Regions from separate parts of the Homo sapiens genome. Here region 1 is linked to region 2. A link is a contact called in ENCODE Hi-C or POLR2A ChIA-PET data. All regions are on one chromosome and are shown on one strand. Each heading gives the region's core, a stretch centred on a gene start or an enhancer-like site at or near the end of the contact. The rest is flanking DNA. Distances are from core to core; before and after follow the strand shown.

Region 1 (7,883 bases), core at 2,308-4,807, 38 kb before region 2:
GAACCTGGCAGAGCTTCAGCATCACCTAGGGTGCTTTATAAGAATACCAAGTTGTATTCCAGAGATTCTGATTCAGAATATTCAAGGTATGCCATGGGAATCTTCATTCAAAAATAAAAACAAAACCTCCATGAGAACTGGCTACTCATTGAGATTTGGGAGCCACTGTTGTAGTATACCTTCTTACCATATCTCATATCTGTACCTTCCTCTCTGTCCCAGCGGTAGCATTCTTACCTCTGACCCTCCTGTCTCTCTTGAATGAAATCATTCCATAAGTGGGCACTCTGCATCCCCTGCACTCCATCCCATTAATTCATCCTTCCCAGTGCTTCCAGATCCATTTATCTAAACCCAGCCTTCAGAGAAAAATACATCTAAATTCAAATCCCTGCTTTGCTAATTACCAGGTCTATAGCCTTGAGCAAGTTAGTTCATCTCTGTATGATGCAATTTTCTCATGAGAAAAATGGGAATCTATTAAATGTGATTTAGATGGGATAACATACGTATAGTTCTTAGTACAGGGCATGGCATATAACAAGCTATTAGTGTTATTATCATTATTGTTTTTGTTATTATGACACAAATCTAATCATGTAATTCATGTTACATGTCCTCTTCCTGCTACCAGCCTTCTTTTCTGTGACAGAACCCCAGGATTAGGCCTTCTTGATTCCAATTGGCTTTCTCAAGCCTGAACCTCTAATGATCACTATCATGAGCCATCTTCTAATATTGCACCTGTCTTTCCAGATTTCTTTCCGTGGCTTACACCTGATTATATGGCTTAGTCAAATGGAAATAGTCTAATTTGGTTTATCCCCTGCCCATGTCTGACTTACCTAACTACCAGCAAGCTAGAGTCGGGTATCCTCACTCTACATGAAGTTGGTAAACACAATCCTCTACATGTTTTCTATAGTTCCCAATTTACTACAGGTATAAAATATACATAATTATATGCTCCTCCTTAAAAATAAAGTTCTGACTATTTCCTAGCCAGTACTTAAAGCTTAAGCTCCGATAGCAATAAAGTACTGGCTACGAATTAGTCAGAACATCAAAATCATGATACGTTTATCTATTCCTTCATTCAACAAATTTTGGAGTGCAGTGGGATTAAGATATAATGGACTCAGTTCCAAGTCTGGCTCTGTAGCTTTCCACATGTGTGATCTTGAGCAAGTTACCTAATGTCACTGGGCCTCTATATCATGATCAACAAAAGGAGGAAATAACATTTTCTGATGAGATTGATGTGAATAGTGAGCCACTAGCACACTTTATGCCTTGTACAAGAAATCAAAACACAGTTATGCTGCTACTGTTATATAAAGAGCAATAATGAGGGTGATGACAATGTCATAACATATCACTGCTTTCAAGACCCGCTATAACTAGCAGACCAGCAGAAAGAGAAAAGTACAACCAGACCAACAGGCCCAAAATTATAAAAATCAACTCTGCAGTAAGACTGGCCTGTAAGGGAAGTGATTAATCTTGTGAATTAAAATGTTAGGGAAAACAAGTGAACTGGGGACCAGTTTAAAGAGATGTCATTTTCTTAAGTATAGGTAGGTCTGGAGGATGAGACCAACAAGAGGTCAATACCTTTATCAGGGAGTAAAACTTGGGTTTCAGAAAGGTGCATGGTGGTTGAAGCAAGACCCCAGCCACAGGCTGGGGGTATATGAAGGAAAGAGGAGACAGAGTAAAAAAAACTCCTGGGAAAATACATTTGTAGAACACAACAACCCCAAAAATGATGATGATAGCCAGCTTTCACTGAGTGTCCATTAAGGATTGGGTGCCATGTTCTTCCTTTCTACATTTTCCCTATTTTTCATAACACTGTAAAAGATTGGGTGCCAGATGGGGAAACTGAGTCAGAGGGAAAAGTGTCAGAGATTTTTTCAAGATTACACAACTAATAGACAAGCTTCCTAGGCTGGAGTCTAATCATGAAAGCACTTGAAGGGGGAGTTTCAGCTCACTGATCATGGGCCTGTCCCAGGGGCTGTGTTGAATTAATTTGCATGCTGTGCTCAGACCCACAACTTGTTCCCATTTCTGTAATCCCTAAAATCTCTTTTCCTGGGATCAGGCCAGGCAGGGCCAAGTCTCTGGAGTAGAGAAGAACTTAGGTGACTCAAGTGTCAACTTTGGGTTGGTAATACCTAGCCTAAACAACTCTATATTTCCAAATCAGACAAGAGTTCACTCATAAATCTCCTACACTCTGTCCATCACTTCAAAGTAAATAACCTCCCCAAGAATCGATTCTAGAGAGTTAATTCAAAATACTCAAGACACATTGCCTCATTAGTTATAATGTAAAAAAAAAAAAAAAAAAAGCTAAAGAACAAAATATCTGATAACATGGGAATGAATAAGTAACTTGGGGCACAACCCCATAAAAACAGTCATTAAAAACTTGTATGACAAAATGTACATGACAACTTCAAAACAACATCAAATAGACTTATGATATAAGCTACAGTTTTAAAAGGAGTCAAAATTATATTGCCATATGGACCTAATTGTATTTTTATTTAAAGCATAGAACAGAACTAAAAGAAAAAAATGTACTGCAGTATGAACAAGGGTTGACTCTAGGTAGTCGGAGTGGAGATTAAACTCTTTATTTTTCTACTAGCTGACATTTTATGATATTTTTAAGAAGCATAGGCTAATTCTCATGCAAAAAAACACAAAATATTTCAAATAAAAAGAACTAGCTTCCTAAAAAGTCATAGTACTTTTGGAATAGTTTCTGAGTCTGGCTCAGCCCACCCTCCTATTTTCTTTGTCATGTAGCTATAATTCCATGACCCAGCAGTCTGGTGGCCTGTGGTCATCAGAACTATCAAGTAATTTCCCTTAAGTTTTAAAGGTTTTGCCATTTTCTCCACTACCTTACAAAAAGCCTTCAACAGGTTTTTGGCTCTGCAAACTGTCAGAAATACAGTCTTCCTTCCAACAGCCCATTTCCATAGAGTGATGTGGTAAAACACAGGACCACACAGGCAAAGCCTGGTTTTAATTGTTAAACATTTCCCATTGTGTTTGATTTTCTTCTCCCTGATGGGCTTCACTAGAACTCATCTGTAAAGCTCTCCTTAAAGACTCTCAACCCAAATAGGGCTGCCCCCGCTGCCCCTCCACAGTGTATTGTGAACAGAAGTAGCTAGGTCACAAGCTCACATCAGCCAATGATAGCTCAGAATCTTTAGCTCAGAAGGAAACGATGCCAGCTTGATCATAGTGAACACGGAAAATATCAAAGGACCCTTGTTACTCTCTTCTAGTGGTCGGTACATTTCTAAGTTTCTGTTCCAAAATACTTTGGCAGCCATTTTACTCCAGGGAGCCAGGGAGGGGAAAGTCTGTTCTTGCAACATTACCAAACAGCTTGGGGAAAACCCAATCCTTTCACACATAAACAGGGCTGGCTACATCTGACTGCACAGAGCCAGCCAAACTGGGATTCCTTAACAGCTCACGCCTTTGGTGATTATTCATTCAGTACCATCTGAGATTTAGTCAAGAGCACAAGACACCCCAAAAGGCTTCATTGAGACTGGTGTGGGACACACCTGGTTTTTCTCACCTCCTGTCTGGCCTCCTTTGATGAACAGGCAGATTCTGTAAAATTCGTTTTCATAAGGCATTGCTGCTCTGTATGACTCTACCGAAACCACACCAAAGGCATGGGGGAAGAGATATCTGGATTACTAGAAAGACACTTTGACAAACAGTAGGTTTTCAACGAAGTGTGACAAATGCAATGTGAGGCTAGATGAACACAAGAAGATTAAGAAGAAAACAAGCTATGCCGGTGGAGAAGGGACATGGGCATCTGAGGTGAATGTCGATCAAGGATGGTGAAGGAATCAAGAGAAGAGTAAGAAAATCTGGAGTAAAGTCCTATTCTGAAAAAAAGGAAACACTCGCTTTTTACCTCACTTTTGGTCTGTATCTCAGAGTGCCAACATTATTGAGGAGCCCCAAACATTCCGATAAGCCTCAATTCACTTTTCCACAAGTTGTTCCCTCACCCAGGACAGGACCCAGCACACCCTTCAGCTTTTCTTTTTTTTCTTTCCCTTTTTTTTTTTTTTTTAGATGGTGTTTTGCTCTGTCACACTCTGTCTTGCTCTGTCACCCAAGCTGGAGTACAGAGGCACAGTCTCGGCTTACTGTAACCTCCACTTCCTGCATTCAAGCAAGTCTCCTGCCTCAGCCTCCCGAGTAGCCGGAACTACAGGCACGTGCCACCACGCCCAACTAATTTTTGTATTTATTTTTAGTAGAGATGGGTTTTCACCATGTTGGCCAGGCTGGTCTCGAACTCCTGACCTCAGGTGATCCTCCCGCCTCGGCTTCCCAAAGTGCTGGGATTACAGGCGTGAGCCACTGCACCCGGCCACTTTTCAGCCTTTCTATCCTTTCCAGCCTCCAATGAAATCAAATGATCTCCAATATTTATGTTTTTCATTGGTTTCTTTTTAATTGTGATAAACTGAATTAGAACTGAGGAAAATAGAAATGAAATATAAGGCCAACTAGAAAAATATCTTCCAGATATTGACAACTGCTTTGGGGCGACTTGTCCCCATCTCTCTGATAAGGCTTCCATAATGGTGACTTTTTCAGTTCTCTGTGGGATCCAAACAAACTCAGTAAAAGTGAGTGCCGTTTAGTAATGCTCCTCATTTTACCAGACAATGGGGAAACCCAAAAGAAGATCATACATGGCTCCTCTCTTAAGCAAATAAGAGTTTCAAAACTCTGCATACCCAAACCTCAGCTAAGATTATAGAAGATCTCAGAGCTGATTTACAGAGTGAGAAGATGTATATTTTACTCCTAATGAAGAAGATTTTGAAGGGAAATCAGTTATTTTAAAAACCTTTCAGACACTCTAAGAATTTGTTGCTCAAAACATAATCCATAGAAACTTACTAGAAATGTAAAATCTTGGACCCTACTCCAGACCTGCTGAATCAGAATTTAGCATTTTAACAAGATCTCCTGCAGATCTGTTGTTTGTTTGCTAAAGCTTGAGACACACTTCCCTAAGATTTCTCAAGCCTTTTTATTCCTCTTGTTCAAATTGAATGCAACACTGCTTAAAATGTTGGAAGAAGTAAGTAAAGGCCTAACTGCCTCAAATAGTATAGACACAGAATCAATGGCATTTGTTATTTTTATTTTTTTGGTCAAAAACAAGTGAGAAACATTTCAGAAAGCGCAACAAAACTAGTCAAATAAGCACAGGAAGAGGGAAAATGGGGGTTTTAGCTACTGATAAGTTTGATACGAGTCAAGTAACAGTGGTTACCAAAATCTGAAAAAAAAAAATTGAAAGCAAGCAAATACAAAACTAGCAACTGCATTAATAGAAGGATAGCATCTAGTCTAGATCAAAGAAGATGACTGCCCTATTCTATCTTATGCTAGTCAAGTCATATCGTAAGTACAATCAGTTCAAGACACTATAAGAAATATAGACACAAACAAAACACATTCAATAGAAAGGGACCAGGATAGTAAAGTTGAAGTCATGTTTGAGGGAGAAAAAAAGTTTCAGGGCTTGGAGATAGTAAAACAAAATATTTGGTGAAAAAAAACTTAAAAATATGAAGCAGTGTCATGTGGGGAAAAATTATGGTCTATGGTAAGCATTTGAGAATCATTGGTCAAGATATCTGAGGACCATTCAAGCCACAGAGATCTATTGTTTATAGATTTTATTGAACTTTCAATACATCATCTGTAAAACCCAACAAGATAGAGAAGCAGGTATCATTCTCCTCAAATTACAGTAGAGACAAATATAATACAGCTAATCAGTGATGGATCCTGGTATAGAATGAAGCTATCTGTGTTTTTGTCCAATGTCCTTTTATCACCCAGCTTCGTAGGAAATTCCTAGCTCCGTAATCATCCTGGAAGAAAAGGAGCTAAATGTGACCAAGAAAAATTATTTTGATTTTTTTTCTTCTTTCCTGTGATCCAAAAGCGTTGTCACTAGCCTCAGGTGACTATTCTGCTCCTGAACCATGGCTAATGGAACCAAAGAGCTGAAATTTTATTTTCATTTACCCTAATTGTTTATATTAAACTGATAAACTGATATTTAATTCAGTTATTGGAAAACTTTAAGTATGTTGAGAGCAACTTGGATACATGTATCTACTTTTTCAACTGCAAATGTTATAAAATCTGAATATTATTTCCATTGGCAATTTAATGTCCTAAATGGCATGTACTATAACATATACCCCAAATTTTAAATATTTACATGAAAAAAGTGCAAAACATTTCAATATTTTTACATTCATTGTATGTTAAAATACTTTAAATATATTGAGTTAAATGAAGTATATTATTTAAATTATATTAAGTAAAATATGCCAGATACAAAAAGAAAACTATTGCATTATTTTACATATATGTAGAATTTTTTTAAAAGTCAAATATACAGAAATAGAGAATAAAATAGTGATTACCAGAGGTAGGGTGGGTGGAGGAAATGGGTAGATGTACCTCAAAGGATACAAAGTAGCAAATATGTAGGATGAACAAGTCTGAAGATCTAATGCCCAACCTGCCAACTATAGTTAATATTAGTGCATTGTAGGCCAGGCATGATGGCTCATGCCTGTAATCCCAGCACTTTGGGAGGCTGAGGTGGGCAGATCACTTAAGCCCAAGGAGTTCGAGACCAGCCTGAGCAACATGGTGAAACCCTGTCTCTACAAAAATTAGCCAAATGTGGTGGCCCGTGCCTGTAGTCCCAGCTACTCGCAAGGCTCAGGTGAGAGGATTGCTTGAGCCTGGGAGGTGGAGGTTGCAGTGAGCCAAGATTGCGCCACTGCACTCCAGCCTGGGTGACAGAGTGAGACCTTGTCTCAAAAAAATAAATTTAAAAAATAATAAAAATGGTGTATTGCGTTCAGGATTTTTGCTAAATGAGTAAACTATAGCTGCTCTTGCAATGAGGGGTTTGGAGTGGGAAGGGAAGCAGGTAACTATGTGAGATGATGGAGATGTTAATTTGTTTCATTGTAATAACCATTTTACCCATAGCACCGTGTTGTATACCTTAAAATATATTTTTAAAATTAAATTAAATTAATTTTACCTGTTTCTTTTTACTTTTGTAATGTGGCTATTAAAAATAAATAGTTATATATTTTGATTAGACAACCCTGTTCTTTGCTATTTTGAGAGATTATATTATTTTTATTTCTTTGTTTATGTTAAACTCAGGCCAGGTGTGGTGGCTCACACCTGTAATCCCACACTTTGGGAGGCCCAGGCGGGTGGATCACCTGAGGTCAGGAGTTCAAGACCAGCCGGGCCAACATGGTGAAACCCTGTCTCTACTAAAAATACAAAAATTAAGATAGGCATGGTGGCAGGTGCCTGTAATCCAACTACTTGGGAGGTTGAGACAGGAGAATTGCTTGAACCCAAGAGGCAGAGGTTGGAGTGAGCTGAAATCGTGGCATTGCACTCCAGCCTGGATGACAAGAGCAAGACTCCATTAAAAAAAATAAAATAAAATAAAACCTCTCCAATCTGAGGATGCCAGTACTTGACTTTCCTATCAATCATACCTGACTTTAAAAGGACAGACACAAACTCTTCCAAAAAGAGCAAGATCACCACTGCTTCCTGTCCTCACCCTTCTTTGTACTGTAATACAAAGATTTGAGCAGAGCCCCCATTCTTAGAAATATATAGTTTCCCTGCTCTAACAGTCCCAGAAAATAAAGGGGTTCATTTCTGGGATGTATTAAATACAAACGGGCATTTCTTCTCATCCCTGCTTCATTTCACGTGAACGGTTGTCCCTTAGGTGTCCCACC
Region 2 (7,022 bases), core at 3,783-6,282:
CAAAGAAATGAAGTAGGCTACATTACTAAAAAGTGCTAATCACAGGATTTGATCCTAGGTCTCTGTGATTTAAAGAATCTCCATTCTCTTTCACTGTATCTCATTACCTCTCTTTCCAAGAAAATTCTCCTTTGATGTGTGTTTTTCAATTCTTTAAGCACAGATAACATATATCTGGTGGCCAGAAAACAGAAGTCTTTTCTTTGATCTCTGCTGTTGAATCAGAATGAGGCTTATTCTTCTCATCAAAAGGGACACTGGATGTAGGAGAAAAAAGAGGCAAATGTTAATTAATCCTTTGGTTGGACTATGACCTAAACACAGCAGATATTTCCTAATCCCTCTTCATAAACACTTTTATCACCTTGGATAGTGTATGAAGCAGAGAAATACATTGAATATGGTATACCTATACTCAATAAATAGAACACAATAATAGTTCCACCTTTCAATTCTAGTACAGATGCCAATGCCTGATTTAAACATATGCCCCAGATCCTCCTGCCTTTTTTCTCTCTTCAAACAACTATCTATACACAGTCAAGACTCTATGACAACCTTAGCTGTTCCTCGACAGGGCAGGCAGGTAGTCCAGTGGTTAAGTACATGAGCTCAAATTCTGGCTTCATCATTGATGTGGTCTTTGACAGGAAAATTATTTAACTTCTCTCTTTCTGTGGTTTCTCAATATCTGAAATAGTGATTTATTATGATGATTTATTTCATGAAGTTGCTATTAAAATCAAACAAAATGATATGCATAAACTTCCTAGCATAGTGCCTAAGATATAATGGGAGTCACTGCATTTTTCTTGAATTATTGCTAGATATAGTCCTCCACTTTGTGAAGTAGACAAATTACAGTACTTTGAGGTAGCTAGGGAATCATTTGGATGGCTTCCATTTGCTACAGAGAAATTTATTTGGAGGAAAAGAAGCTGAAGGGTTTCTCAAGAGACCTCAACTATTCAGGTTGTCCCAAATTTTCTTCTTATATTCTAAGTCCAGTGCAAACAAAATTTCTGCCTATTTAATGTTTAATATTTAATATAGCAAGAGAATTCATTTTAGGTCCAATTTGTGTAGTATAGTATTGTATTATTATAGGTACATATAAAATATTGTTTAATAAATACACCTTCTGATTTATGAGCATTTTGAAGAGCTTGGACCACAATCTTGAACAATTTACTTTATGGTGGAATTTTATAGTGCTATATCTTCACTTTTATAGCATACTGCTAAGTCTATATGTATAAACATAGTTTTTGGTGAAGAATATGACCCCCAAGGTTAACTTTAGACTTTAAGTGATCTACTTTTTGACCTTCATTGTGGCAAAAAGCATGAGCAGCCTATGCATTCCACCACTTCCTCCATCAGCACCACAGCTGCCACCAGTACAACTACTGTTCCCCCAGCCTGTTTTGCTTCCTAAGCATTGATGTTTAGAAAAAAAAAATTGACTAGTTTAGTGAAGCTAAACTATTTGTACATTTGCTGAGATAATACTATGCATTTCCATTAATAATGAATACTTGTGCCAAAAGCAAACTATAAGGGTTATAGTGATGATGTGCTGGATGAGAAAACCAGAGGAGTAAAATTCTACTTTCACCAGTAATTAGCAGTGTGGAGTTGAGTAAATAAACCTCTCTAAGTCTCAGTTTCTACATCTACTAAATCTAAGCAAATTCAAAACAGTGATTATTTCATTAGATTAGATATTTTGATTAGTCTTAAATGTCTAATATATAATAAACACTCAACAGGTAGTAGCTATTCTATGTTAGAATACAAGCAATTCATTTTTACCTTATCATGATACTCATATTTCCCCTTCTCCTATTTTTCCTTTATCCTCTTAATCCTATTGCTTCTGTTTATAAAATCAAATCCTTTGCATAGGGAGACCACATATTAAAAGAAAATAAATACACACACACACACACACACACACACACACACAAATAAATAATATTTTTCCAAAAGAAAAATACTTCTCCTCAAAGAAAAAAGTTACAAAATAAGTATTGATCATATGAAATGTATACATGGTGGAAATAGATCATTTAGCACTTTATAACTTGAATATAGAGTAGTATTCTTAGGAGAGAGTCAAAAAGGTTGTGTCAGCATCCTAGTGAAACATATTCAGGCACCTTTTGCCTTCAAACTTCTTTCCCAGCCAAGATGACAAATGTGGGTTAAACATTTCCTCTCTTACTGACTCATTTGGCAGAAAAAGAAGTCCAGATACCAAGAGGAATAGAAAAAAAAATGATGGGGATACAGGCACAGGAAGGAGGGGGAGGGAGGAGAAGCAAGTCATATTTCATCAAGCTATGCAAAACCAATGCAGAGGATTAAAAGAAGGATGCATTGACTTTCACAGGTAAAAACCAGGTTCTGGAAATATAACAATTTTTAATGTGAACTTCACACCAAAGAATATTAATAACTAAAGTGTTTTTTACAGAATCACTGTACTATAATTCAGTTATTTACAGGATAATAACAAAAATATATATGAACTTACACAGGAAAGCCAAAGATCAAATCTCCAGAGTATTCACACTCATGTATACTAACAGACCCAAAGTTACACTTTGATTGAACTACTGTGAAAAATAATCAGAGTAATTGTTTGATAACTTAATTATAGGATATTCTAGGATATCCTACTAGGATATTCTACTCTGTTTCTAGGCATTTTACAACCTTTAACTAATTTGTCCCATAATAATTGCTAAAAGTAATTATGTTAATCTGCCACCATCACATCCAAATTTTTGTAAAATAGTCAGGTGTGAAATCTGAGCTGACTAAAAATAAAGTACAAATACTAAAACATCTTGTCGTGTTAGTTATAGCTGACCTAGGCGAAAAAAAGCTTGACTTCCACTGTTCCTTCTTTCCTGCCCTTTTGCCTCATATTTATCTGATACTCATGGCTAAAATTTGTTGTGAGGATAAAATAAAATTAAATGACATACGTAAAGTCCTCAATAAATAATAGCTCTTATTACCATTGCTATGGTTACTATCACTATTTCTGTATTTTCTTTTGCCATTCCTCATGCTTGAATATGAATCTCATGGGTAGAGTTTCCCAAAGCATGATATGTGTAGTACTACTAAAGGCAAGATTTTGGGTGCATACAGACAAAAAAATAATTTAGTAGTAACATATTTATATTAAAGTATATTTAAAAATTTTTAACTAGCACATCAACCTAGTGATGTAACAGCTACTGTTATTACTAAACAAATTTAATTAAGTTGAAAATCATAGTATATTTTCAGAAGCATAATAGTATAGGTGGTATGTGAATAGCATAATCATGAAGATGGCACATAAATAACTAAAGTTTGGAAAACAATGAAATAAAGCGTAAACAACTGCTTTCACAACCTAAGGAGTGGGGAAGTAGAGTCACATTTTGAAAGAAGCAAATCTTTCACCTGCTAGATTATAAATTCCTGAGGACACATAGTCTTCATCTAGGCAAGTATATTAATATGTGCCCAAGAACTGAACACTGGATATATTTGAAGAAAATCAAAACAGCGCATGTGTGTCTGTGTGTGTGTGAATAGATTTTGATGAAGAAAAAAAAATCTTATAAAGGCAGCGAATGTGGAAAAGCCTTAATTTGTAATTCATACCTTATTCAACATCATATGTTTCTTACCGTAGAAAAAAATCTATGAATATGAAACAGCCTTTACCAGTGACTAAAATCCATGGAGAAAAAAACTCTCAAATTACTAATAAAAGTGGAAAAGTTTTAGCCAATTATCCTTCACAACATTGGAAAAATCTAAGCACATAGTAGCACTCAATACATGTTTGCTAAATGAATAATTGATATGGCTATTATAACTACAAATAACCTAAAACTTCAAAACCAAATAAAATACAGACCTGATAGCTCCTTAAAATTTGGGGGATGGAGAGAAAAGACGCTAAAAATAAAAACAGATAGAATTACAATTCCTGCATAAACAGTGTTACAATGACAGCCTGTTAACAGGAATATCATAAAACTCTATTGTGAATAGATTTTCCAAACATGTATACATTTCATAGTCATGAAAACACATCACTCAGTCATACATATTAAGGATATAATTGATTAGAAGGGTTTAAGTATAGCCATTCTTGTGTGATTGTGTGACAAGAGTCAGAATTCAAGAAACTTTTGCAGGAACGCAAGGTTTTTTTGAGAAGTAAACTCAGTGATATCTGTTTTGCTTTCTTTAACATAATAATGCCAAGGTTAATATTATGGACAATTTTTAAAATCTTACTGTTGGGTCTGAGTACTTGTGAAACAACATTCTGAAGACATCCAAAGACAGCATGAATGGAGACCCCCTGGACTGGTGCTTCCATTGGGCCACAGTGGTGGCCATGGGGCAAGGTAGAGTCTGAGTACTTCAGGGAGGGTGGGATTTATTCTTGACTCACAACCACACAGATGAACCAGTCTTCATGCATTCCTTAATTTTATCTGTTGCAATGCATAAATACATTTCTATGCCATCCTCTTTTAAGAGCATTTTTCACTTTCTGCTTTTTAAAGACAGAAATAATAAGGATTTGGATTACTGAGCTCTGTGAATTGTAATATTTTTCAGAATATTATAATTGTTCATAGACCCTTGAAGGCAGAAAATGTCTAGTTCACTATTATATTTCTAGTGTCCAGTGCCTGAAACATGGTTGGTAAATATTTGTTGAATTAGTTAATAAACGTATGAACAAATGTTTTAGCCCCTAGACAGCTGGTAGAAGAAAGGGTTTAGGAAAGAAAATAGGAAAGAGAACTTCTGAAGCCCAAATTCACATTATTTATTTCTTGGCCTCTTGTGCCTACCAGGCCCAGCAGTGAATGAGCTAGCAGTGATCTCACCCGTAGAACCTGCTGGGCTAGTCCTTCAGCAAGTGAGGTGAGTCTGTCAACTCATGTAAAACATAGTAAACTTGGCTAACATATTCCCAGAACAGTGTGACTGCTCTCACCATCCAAATCTGCCCTGGTAAGCTAGATCTAATTATCCACCATGGAATTTGGCCAATTACACAGAGATTATGGTATGTTGAGAAATATGAACTTTAGCTACCCATAAATACAAGAACAGGAATCAAGGCCACTCCCTATTGCTTCTGGTGATTTCTGAAATTTTTTTCAAAACAGACAACAGTTGCTTTGGAGTCTGTGAGTTTCCTTCTCAAGTAGATGAAAACATAAGTCAAAATGCTTTAGATTTTTATGTAAAGTATCTTCAAATATAAAGAAAATAGAGTCTGTAGTGTTTTTTCAGTAAGATTTCAAATGAAGTTCAAAGCCCTAAGAAAGTGTTTTCACCTTTCAGCAGTAGATTCAGAGAGCTTAACTCTTTCCATTTACAACAGAAGGTCACCATGCACATTATCACATGTTTATGCAGTAGAACTAGACAAAGTTTAATGTTCCCTTTTATATGTTTTCCTGGTAAACAAAAATTGTCTCAGGGTTATTATGCATATATGATATTGTCAAGAAACTTTCTGGGTACTGTGGGGCAAAGTCTTCTCCATAAATAAGCTAGGGTTGATTGGAGTTTTCACTTTGAAAAATATCGCACAGGAGGATCTCAACAGCTAGACAATTTCCACAGTACATTTTATTTTTGTTCATTGTTGTTATACACAACTCTTCAGGATCACACCTACTGAAGAGGTTCAGGTACATCTGTAGCATTTGCTCTTCTCATCACTTCAGATTGTCTATTTTTCTCTCTTTTCTTTTTCTCCCAATATACTTTTCTGTTGCATTAAAGGACACCACTTTCCAACACATTTTCTCTTTATCCCAGTTTTATCTCTTACACCATCAACATTTCTGGTACATTTGTTTTCTGTTTTCATGGAAATTTTTACTTTTGCAGGCAGTTATTTAGTGAGAGAGGGAGTGGTACAAAACCACAGAAGTGACTAAGAAAAGTCAGAGAAATCAAATCTGATTCTACACGCAGTGAGCAATAGTATAATGAATGCTGGGTTGAGATGAGAAAGCCTAGAGATACATTCTGGCACCAAAGCTTACTGTGTGGCCTGGGAAGTCAGGGAACCTCTTGAGTATTTCAGTTTCCACATTTATATAATTAAGATGCTAACACTGACTGACAGAAATGTCAGTAAGATGAAATCAGACTGCATGGGAGTTTTATGTTACATTAATTTGTAAATTGTGTATCTCTGTATTCATGTGAGTGTGGCTATCATGATGTTAGACATCCAGCTACAAAGGAGGCATTCGTGCACACACACAGTCTCCAATCTTCTGTTTACCTTCTGTTTACTCCTGCCTAAACTGGACTAACTCAGGAATATCAAGGAGTTCATTCCTCAGAAGATGGAATCCATACACATGAACAATCTGACCATCTCTACTGTACCTTGCACAGCTGCTTGGCTTCATAAAACTTCTCCCAGTCTGCTTCACTGACAGTCTGATGTTGGTTATGATCTCCTTCTCAACCCACCACCCACATCTCCACTATAGTCTGGTTGTTTGTGAACATCTGGATTGAACTAGAATTGAGTAGAGTAATGATGTTTTGGAGTCAAATTGATTTGTGTTCAAACACTGGCACTATAATGAAATAGCCATGACACCTTGAACTTGTCATTTAATTTCTATGAGGCTCCATTTCCTAATTTGTATATAGATGGCACTAATATCTACACCATAGAATGCTGATAAGGAATAAGCAAGATAATACATGATCACAGGCTCTTGCCTTGATCAACAGTTAGAGTGGTGTGTTAGTCGGCTAGGACTGCTGTACAAAGTGCCACAAACTGAGTGGCCTAAAAAGAGAAATTGTCTCACAGCTCTGGAAGCTAGACGTCTGAGATTAGCAGTTGGCTGGGCCATCCTCTCCCTCAAGGCTACAGGGAAGAATTTATTCAAGGTCTCTTCCGTAGCTTCTGTTAATTTTGTGACTTTTAGCAGCATAACTCCAGTCTT

Evidence for each region. Hi-C counts contacts between places; a loop is a spot of excess contacts on that map. ChIA-PET counts read pairs that join two places held with the same protein, here RNA polymerase II (POLR2A). Pooled maps may share reads with other maps.
Region 1: a map of PC-3 shows a loop between it and region 2 (2.5-fold over the local background). The contact joins two enhancer-like sites. A Hi-C loop is called at or near these places in 7 of 168 maps with a recorded cell type or tissue (Calu3, PC-3, PC-9 and 4 more) and 11 of 50 pooled maps. POLR2A ChIA-PET finds 5 or more read pairs at or near these places in 12 of 52 experiments (HEK293, PC-3, PC-9 and 7 more).

The regions. Positions count from the first base shown.
Region 1 is chr9:22,075,750-22,083,632 of GRCh38, reverse strand. All of the region lies in intron 12 of CDKN2B-AS1 (CDKN2B and CDKN2A antisense cis and trans regulatory RNA 1), which reads right to left. Among named protein-coding and RNA genes, the nearest start is that of CDKN2B, 70 kb to the right of the region's middle. Within about 2 kb of position 3,557, at least 3 of the 41 ENCODE cell types and tissues checked have a DNase peak (open chromatin) inside an H3K27ac peak, as active enhancers do; they include mammary epithelial cell, where a contact is called at or near this core.
Region 2 is chr9:22,039,986-22,047,007 of GRCh38, reverse strand. It overlaps CDKN2B-AS1 (CDKN2B and CDKN2A antisense cis and trans regulatory RNA 1), which reads right to left. Exons shown (of 19, transcript NR_003529.4): 4 at 559-691; 5 at 108-257. Among named protein-coding and RNA genes, the nearest start is that of CDKN2B, 34 kb to the right of the region's middle. Within about 2 kb of position 5,032, at least 8 of the 41 ENCODE cell types and tissues checked have a DNase peak (open chromatin) inside an H3K27ac peak, as active enhancers do; they include mammary epithelial cell, where a contact is called at or near this core.